Regions from separate parts of the Homo sapiens genome. Here region 2 is linked to region 1. A link is a contact called in ENCODE Hi-C data. All regions are on one chromosome and are shown on one strand. The core of a region is the stretch at or near the end of the contact, and the rest is flanking DNA. Distances in the headings are between cores, read along the strand shown. Region 1 holds the start of SAFB (scaffold attachment factor B). Region 2 holds the start of TNFAIP8L1 (TNF alpha induced protein 8 like 1).

What was found. A loop is a pair of places that touch in the nucleus more often than their neighbours do. Pooled maps may share reads with other maps.
Region 2: a loop to region 1 is called in a pooled map, with 16 times the contacts of the local background. The contact joins the promoter of TNFAIP8L1 here to the promoter of SAFB in region 1. A Hi-C loop is called at or near these places in 8 of 50 pooled maps.

Annotation. Positions count from the first base shown.
Region 1 is chr19:5,621,191-5,625,565 of GRCh38, forward strand. It overlaps SAFB (scaffold attachment factor B), which reads left to right and starts at 1,893. Exons shown (of 21, transcript NM_001201338.2): 1 at 1,893-2,204. The coding sequence starts at 2,016. It overlaps SAFB2 (scaffold attachment factor B2), which reads right to left and starts at 1,586. Exons shown (of 21, transcript NM_014649.3): 1 at 1,340-1,586; 2 at 119-206. The coding sequence starts at 1,525. RefSeq lists silencers at 1-206, 1,211-1,330, 2,301-2,350 and enhancers at 125-857, 1,331-1,670, 1,591-2,323, 2,324-3,055.
Region 2 is chr19:4,636,879-4,641,253 of GRCh38, forward strand. TNFAIP8L1 (TNF alpha induced protein 8 like 1) reads left to right here and starts at 2,638. Exons shown (of 2, transcript NM_152362.3): 1 at 2,638-2,751. RefSeq lists silencers at 2,159-2,238, 2,299-2,738 and an enhancer at 2,639-3,638.

The sequences.
Region 1 (4,375 bases), core at 643-3,142:
TGGAGGGACACCGAGTACCAGAGAAATTCTCCCAGCCTAGAAGGCGGGAAGAGCACACTACACACCATTTCTCTAAATTCTCTGAACACTCAAGCCCCAAGCAGCATATGTACAATACCTTTAACACATCTCTTGGCTGACTTCTTGCTGGTGGCTTCTAACTCGATGCCAATTTCATCAGGATCTTGCCCCTCTTCTTTAACCGCCTATTAGGGAGAGATGAGTTTTACAACATCATTAAGAGCTGCAGGGCACACACTGTTCCTTACAAGTAACAACCTCCCATGAAACAAAGGCAAACCCGTCCTTGCAAAGAGCAACTCCGGGTCAGCTATCTGGGCCGCAAGCCCAAAAGGCGGAGGAGGAACCCCGCACAACTTGGGTCTCTCTGGGTCCAAATGACAAAGGAGAGGGAGGCTGTGAGCAGGAGCTCCAGAATTGGGGTCAAGGACCAGTTCCAAAATGGCAACTCAACTCGACAATGCCAAACCTTCGACTTTAAAGTTATATGATGGGACAAATTAGAACAGAGAGGCTGCACTTGGCCCGGCCTCGGTGAAGGGCTGGCCACCGCTGGTGAGGAGGAACAGCAGCCAGCCTGGGGAGATTCAACAGGTCCCTCAGTGCCTGCCACCTGCCGGGTCCAGGACTGGGTACCCACAAGCTCCCTCCCTATGCTCAAGTTGTTTGTTCCAGTTGCGGAAACAGACAATTCCCAACCCCTTAATATTTTGCATTTAGCCCCTGCTTTCAGCGAGGTGCGACACAAACGCAGGATGAGCTGGCAAGGAGGTGGGGCAGCGCATTAGGAAGGGCGCTCAGGAAGGTGATGTCTCAGGCAGACCCAAAATGACAACAAGGGGCCGGCCACGAGAAGATCTGGGGGACCCGGGTGGACAGCTTCGTAAAGGCCAAAGCCCTGGGGCAAGAACAAGCACCGCCCCCTTTCCTGTAAATGCTCTGGAGTCCGCCAGACACCCATTCTCCGGAGGAGGAAACTGAGGCACAGAGAGAAAGGCACCTGCCCAAGGTCACAGAGCCAAGGCTCGATCGGGAGCCCCAGGAGGGGTCCCGGGGCCACCCTGGTAGCGGAGAAGACCGCACGCTGAGCGCGCTTGAGGAGAAAAGGTGGAAAGAGGATAGGAAGGGAGGCACAGAGAGGAGCGGTGACGGGCCAAGGTCACACAGCCGGCCCCCTGGGTGCCCGACACCTCGAACCGGGGTCGGCCAAGACGCGGGGCGAACCCAGGGCGCCCCGGGTCCGGGAGCCGCGGTGACAGGTGCAGGCGGGGGCGTGCCCGGGCCTCCTGCGCCACCCCCGAGCCCCGCGCCGCCTCACCTTCTTGAGCCGCTCCATCAGGACGCTCTTGTTGCCGCCCGTGTCCAGGTTCCGCTTCTTCAGCTCCGCCCGCAGATCGATCACCCGCAGCTCGCTGAGCCGCCTCGTCCCAGTCTCCGCAACGCCCGGGCCGAGAGAAGCCGTGCCAGGGCCCGAGTCGCCCGACCCGGGCAGAGTCTCCGCCATCGTCGCGTTCCCGTCTTCGCCACCGACTCAGTCGCACACCGCCGGCAGCTATAGCGGCTCTGAACACAAAATGGCGCCGCCTAAGAGGAAAACGCACTCGTTTCCTCCCGCCCCGCTTTGCGGCCGCGCACGCGCACGCGCACCGCCCCCACTAGCGTACTTAGCAGCAAGGACGCTCGCGCGTCCACCAACCGCGGGTTCCCCGGCACAACGCGCAAGCGCTGAATCTGCAGCTCGCATGCGTCCCGGCAGTTCCCGGCGGGAGGCTGACGAGACGCAACGCGTCTGCGCACATCCCCGCGTTGTTCTCACTGCGCATGTGCAGTTGCAACCGGGATACTAGAACCTACGCTTGGTGCGCCTGCGCAGAAGCGAGGCGCGCTGGGGCGACTGGAGCGGTTCCCTCGCAGGCGGCGCCATTTTGTGCTAGGAGCCTGATAAAACCGGCCCGGTTCTGTGGAAAGTGGGCGGCGGAGCCAGGGTCCCTGGAATGGCGGAGACTCTGTCAGGCCTAGGTGATTCTGGAGCGGCGGGCGCGGCGGCTCTGAGCTCCGCCTCGTCAGAGACCGGGACGCGGCGCCTCAGCGACCTGCGAGTGATCGATCTGCGGGCGGAGCTGAGGAAACGGAATGTGGACTCGAGCGGCAACAAGAGCGTTTTGATGGAGCGGCTGAAGAAGGTGGATTTGGGGCCCCGAGGGCGGGCACAGGGTGGGTCTGGGGTCCTCTTGGCCGCGACGGTGGCTCGCGGGCCCTGGCGTCCGCCCCCGGCCGCGTTCGCGGCCTCGCCGGACCTGGCGCTCTCGCGTCCCCCGGCTCCTCCGAGGCCCCGGAGAGAGTTCCTTGGCCGGCTGGGCCTGGGTTCAAATCCTAACGCCGCAATGGGGCCAGGAGAACCACAAAAACGGCACGCGTGCAGGAGAAACGGTGACGGGTGACATCGTCCACTGAGAGGAGGGTTCTCCCCTCGTCTCGTCCCCTCCTCCGTACCTGGAGGGGAGACCCTGAAACCCTCACTTCCCAGGCGAGGGGAAGGGACTCGGCCAAGGTCACACGGCCGAGGACGGGCAGCGTCGGGATTTGAACCCAGGCCCTGGGATTCCTGATTCGGCTGCTTGGTTTCCCCAGGGAAGATGCTTTGTGACCCACAGGGGACCGACCAGCCTGAATCGGGGCTGATTTACAAAGGAAACACCCGTAGGACATACTCAAAGGGAAAAATAGAAAAAAACCCACCACAATCCAGTTTTCACGGTTTGCCGGTACTCGCTCGGTGAAGTAACGTGGCAGGAAGGAAAAGTGGTGTTGACGGTAGTGATCAGAAATGTGAAATGAGGGGAGACCCCGGGTGGACTTTAAAACCAGCCTCAGAACTGCCCGGGAGGCGGGCAGAGCCTGGGCTCCCCCAGCTCCGTCAGTCTCTCTGGACTTGGGGACCCTGCCAGCTCTCGGTGGCCTGATCTTGGGCATAGGAGACCTTGAACCCCTTCTGAGTCCTCTTTTCTATTCTTTTTTTTTTTTTTTCTCCTGTAAGAAGCAAAAAAGCAATAGGACTTTGATTTGGGGATTAAATAAGTTTGCGTGGAGCAGGCTTGGCGTGCTGCCTGGCGCATGTAAACACTCGGTGTGTGGTTGCCATCACGATTCGCTTTTCCTCTCTGTGCCACCACGAGTCCTCATTTGCAGATCGGGGGCTCTAACGCCTCCCTTGGGGGATTCAAAGGGATCCCTAGGAAAAGCAGAGAGGCAAGTAAAGGTTAGCCACCTGCGGTTTCCTTATTCCTGTAGCTTTTTTTCTCTGCCTTTTTTCCACCTGGCTACTCTGGGACCTCTCCCCTGTAGTTGCTCCGCCTGGCCGCCCACCCCCCAGCCCCTGCAGGCAGTGGGGCTGTTGACACATCCCACCATCCTGACTCCGGAACTACGGAGATCACAGGGCTTTATTATTAATTGGTGATGAGAAGAAGTAGGGATTTTTTTTTTTTTTTTTTTCCTGATGAGAAACCCTGGGCTCAAGGGTGGATAGTTGTCTCGGCCAGAGTCACATGGGCCTTTTAAAAGCTCAAGCTTGTGTTTCTTTTCACTATGGATTCTCTTTACTCAGATAAGGCAGGAAGCCCACTGATCTACATATTTACCCAGAGAAAATGCAGAGAGTGGAGATTGGCGGCTGGTCAGGTGTGGTGCCCCGCCACCAGGGCCTCCCATCAGCTAAGCCAAATTAAGAGGCTTTATCCTTTTTTTCTCCCTGGACGGTCCATAGGCCTGAAAAGCTGCTGTGATCTTCCTGTCAAGCTGGTGACTGAGACTTCCCATCACTCGCTGTCATCTCTGAGAGCACAGATTTGTTCCTTCTTCCTTCTCCTTTTCATTTTCTTCAAGATGTGGTCCCAAAACACGAATACCGCCAGCCCATATCCCTGTCTGCCACTCACCCAAGCCAGTCTGGAGTTCCTGATCTCATTCTCTTCCCGTTTCTGTCATCCTGTTGGTGTCCCTTTCTTGGTTTATTTTTCCAGGAAGGGCAAAAGAACAAAAAGGGGAAACAGGACACCTGCCTAGGGCATTGCTTCTCTTCTCCTGGTGGTGTTTCAGAATTGCCTGTCCCCGGGAAAAGGGTGAGGGACTTGGTGATTGTACTTTTCCTTGATCCCAGGAAAGAACTTCAGTCCCTTTTCTGGCTTCTGAGAGGAGAGATTTTTGTTGCTGCTGGTAAAGATGAGATGTGGAACCCCCAGGCCCTATCTCAATTCAGACTTACCCACCTGGGAAACTTGGAGGCTTCCAAACCTCTGCAGATAAAACATAGTACATGAAATGATGTAAACAAAACTTGTGCTCATGGGACTGG
Region 2 (4,375 bases), core at 1,388-3,887, 980 kb before region 1:
TCCCAGCAGAGGCCCTATTCTCACTAAGCCCCATCACCCAGTAAGCCTGCATTCCCGGCCAAGATCATCCCTCCCCCACCCCTAACACCCACTGAACCCTAGCCCTCCCGAGTCCCAACCTTCTTATCTGATACAGAAAAGAGACCAGGTGTGGTGGTTCTTGCCTGTAATCCCAGCGCTTTGGGAGGCAGAAGCAGGAGGATCGCTTGAGGCTAGGAGTTCGAGACCAGCCTGGGCAACATAGTGAGACACCCCCTATCTCTATTTAAAAAAATAAAAATTAGCCGAGCTTGGTGGTGCACACCTGTGATTTCAGCTACTTGGGAGGCTGAGGCAGAAGGATTGCTTGAACCCAGGAAGTTGAGACTGCAGTAAGCTGTGACTGCACCACTGCATTCCAGCCTGGGTGACAAATCGAGACCCTGTCTAAAAAAAAAGAAAGAAAGAAAAAAGGTGAAATCATGCTAGGCTCAGATGCCTCCAGTCCTCCTGCCCTGATGGGGAGACCCCCTTGATGCTGGGGTTGCGAGAGGAGCTGTACACACCACACCAAAGTCAGACCTAATCAGGTCCTAATCCCATCTCTGCCTCATCTGGCTGTGTGGCCTGGAACCTATCCCTTCCTCCCTCTGGGGTTCCATTTCGTCATCTGTGAAATGGGACAGTCACTCCTGACTCTACCACCTTGTGCCTGTGTGACCTCAGGCAAGTTACTTCCTCTCTCTGGGCCTCAGTCTCCTCCTCCAAAATGAAATAAGAAGGTGTTTTGTTTTGTTTCTTGAAACAGAGTCTCGCTCTGTCGTCCAGGCTGGAGTGCAGTGGCGCGATCTCGGCTCACTGCAACCTCTGCCTCCTGGGTTCAAGTGATTCTCGTGCCTTAGTCTCCCAAGTAGCTGGGACTACAGGCGTGCACCACCACTCCTGGCTAATTTTTTCATATTTTTGCTTTATTTTTTATTTTTTGAGATGGACTCTTGCTTTGTAGCCCAGGCTGGAGTGCAGTGCCGCGATCTCGGCTCACTGCAATCTCTGCCTCTGGGGTTCAAGCAATTCTAGCACCTCAGCCTCCCGAGTAGCTGGGACTACAGGCGTGCACCACCACGACCAGCTAATTTTTTTTTTTTGTATGTTTTATTTTTTGAGATGGAATTTTGCTCTGTCGCCCCGGCTGGAGTGCAGTGGCCCGATCTTGGCTCACTGCAACCTCTGCCTCCAGAGTTCAAGCGATTCCCCTGCCTCAGCCTCCTGAGTAGCTGGGATTACAGGCATGTGCCACCACACCCGGCTAATTTTTGTATTTTTAGTAGAGACGGGGTTCCACGATGTTGTCCAGGCTGGTCTCAAACTCCTGACCTCAGGTGATCCGCCCACCTCGGCCTCCCAAAGTGCTGGGATTACAGGGGTGAGCCACCGGGCCCAGCCAATGAGATATTTAACTTACTTTTGCCTCCTGAGGCCTGTGCCTCGGTCTTCCTGAATCCCGTGTGCAGGTCAGGACACACAACAGGCCCTCAACAATTTGTTGTCTGGCTTCCTGGAGGAAGAAGCAGCGAGGTTGCTATGGGCTCCCTAGGCCCTAGCTGCAACCGGGACCCAGAGTTGGGCTGCAGGGCGGAAATGGTGCTGCAGGGGACCTGGGAGCAGCTCCAGGGCCTGGTTCCCAGGACTCACAGCTGCATCCTCCCCGGGGGACCCCAGCTGGCGCTGCGCAGCCGGGAGGCTCCTGTGTGTCCTGCAGGCTCATTCCTACGGAAATCGAGGCTGGACCTGGGGATCCTCTGATGAGGTCTCCAGGAGCCCTCCACCTCACCCCAAAGATTCATCTATAGCCCCACAACCCTGGGTTAGATTCATCCCTTCTTGTGGCACAGAACTCTGTATTTTTAAAATTTTAACTTATTTTGATCTTCTTCTTTTTCTTTCTTTCTTTTTTTTTTTTTTTTTGTAGAGACAGGGTCTCCCTAGGTTGCCCAGGCTGGTTTCAAACTCCTGGGCTCAAGGGATCCTCCTGCCTTGGCCTCCCAAAGTGCTGGGATTCCAGGCGTGAGGCACCACACCTAGTTGGAATCTGCATTTTAAAATGGACTCTCAGATCTTTCTGACGCGAAGGGTTCCCCGAGGCCGTACTTTGAGAAACACGCTTCTGCCGAAATTCCTATTACCCAGGCGGGTAAACTAGCCCCAGAAGGAGGAAGGGGCCCGTGCAGAACCACGTGGTTGGTCTGTTTTGCCTTTTGGCTCTCTGGTCTCTTCCTGTTGGTGTCTCTGTGCCTCCCTCCCCAGGTTCTCTGTCTGTCTCGTACTCTTATCTCTTCCCTTTTCTGTGGCCGGCACCCCCACGACGGCCTCGCCCCCGCATCCGGGCCCCTTCGCGATTCCGGAGGAATCCCCCAGAGCCGCCTGACCCCGCCCCCAGGCTCCGCCCCTTCCCCCCACTTCCCCCCCGTCGCAGTGCCCTGCTCCCATTGGCCTTTTCGTACATTGCCCGCCCTGTCATTGGCTAATCCGGAGCGCTCGGCCCGCCCCCCAGGCCTGGCAACTCTCCGGTCCCTTCCGCGCGGGCGGGGCGAGTGGAGGGCGTGGCCTGCCGAGGGGCGAGGCGAGTGGAGGGCGGGGCCGCGCTGCCCGCCCCGCCCCGGCCCCGGCCCCGGCTCCGGCGCTGCTCCCACCGCCGCGGCAACGGCCCCGGCCCACGGAGGCGGCTGGACGGACCCCCGACGGTTGGACGTACGGACTCTGCTTCGAGAGTAGGTGAGCGAGCAGTGCCGGGGCGCCCCCCATTTCAGCGCATCTCGGGGGCCACCTGGCCGCCCTCTGTCTCTCCCGCCCCTTAATGCTTCTGCACCCCACCGCCTGTCCGTCTACATTCCTGCCTCAGTTTCCGTCTGTCTCTCTGTCACTCTCGCTGTATAGGTTAGGGGGAGACAGATTGAGTCTCAATTGCCCCCCTTGGCGTGGGGCTCTGCTCTGGGACCAGCACCCCCATCCCCCATGTGGACTCTAGTGGACTCTGCCCCCTTTAACTGTAGGGCCGCAGGTGCTCAGGCCAGATTCCAGAACCCTGAGGGCATTCCAGGCGGTGGGCAGCTGGGCCAGCCGTGCGGAGGTGGGCATGACTGTAGCTTCTAGCTAAACCAGGCATCGGTCCAGGCATCGGTGGCGGGGAGCCAGGCCTAGGCCAGCCCGGGCCCACCCAGACTGGCCCCTAATGAGCTCCCAAGTGGCCTGTGGGGACTTGGCCTCAGTTTTGCCAGCTGTGAACTGGGACCGTCGCTGCTAAGGTAATTGGCAGGTGATCTGAAGGACACCTGCCGCCTCCTGGCCTTTTCTGTGAAGTCGAACTAGGCCCATTTCCTGGGATGGGAAACTAAGGCCTAGAAAGAGGCCAATGCTTCCAATGTTTGTCCAGGGAAGTGGGGACAGAGGCAGGACAGAATCTGTTTTCTCTGCATCCTCACATTTCCCAGCACCTTCTCTATGGAGGGGGGAAGGGCTGGTGGAGGAGCAGCCCCAGGTGTAAACAGGCCGCCAGAGTTTATTTCCTGAGCCAGTCCCAGCTCAGCTGGAGGCGATGAACGCCTTGGGAGGCCCCAGGGGGGCCAGCCCAGTGGTGGCGGAGCTTGGACCAATCTAGGTTTGAGCTCTGCCACCCGCATGATATCTTGAACCAGTTTTTCAATTCTGCGGAGCCTCAGTTTCCTCATCTGTAAAACAGGAGTGGGTCGTAACTCCCCAAGTTGAGGGCTGCTGGGGGATCAGATGCAGGAATACAGGCCCTGCTCATAACCTGCCTGACTCTCGCTGTGGCTCTGCCCCAGTCACACTGGCCTCCTCCTGTTTCTCCAACACCCCAGGCGAGGTCCTCTCTCAGGGCCTTTGCATGGGCTGTGCCCTCTGCCACTACGGCAGGTCCGAGGGCGCCAACTTTGAAACATAACAAGCTCCCTGGATGGGCCGGACCCAGGACCTGCACAGGCAAGGGCTGGGAGGGGCAGAGGAGGGGCCGCTCAGGGACGCTGTACCTATGGAAACCGTGAACAAAGGGCTGTCTCCAGCCACACAAACACCTGGGTGAATCGGGCACTGGCCAGAGGCTGGAGCAGCCTGGGATACAGGTGGTGGGTGAGTGCCTGGACCCCTGCAGGGAATATGGGGCCGGGGGGGGGACTTGAACCCTGCTCCAATGGTGGGGTGGCTCTGCAGACGGGTGCAGGTCTGAGGCCCCGCGGTACGGCCCCTCCCACTGTGTGGCCTTGGACCGACGGTCAGGTGCCCCCAGAGCCTCAGTTTCCTCATCCCCGTTCCCCCAGGGGTCAGCCCAGGTGGGTGAGGGGTCTTTTGATTGCTTGACAATTCAGTATGGTGGGTTCCGGAG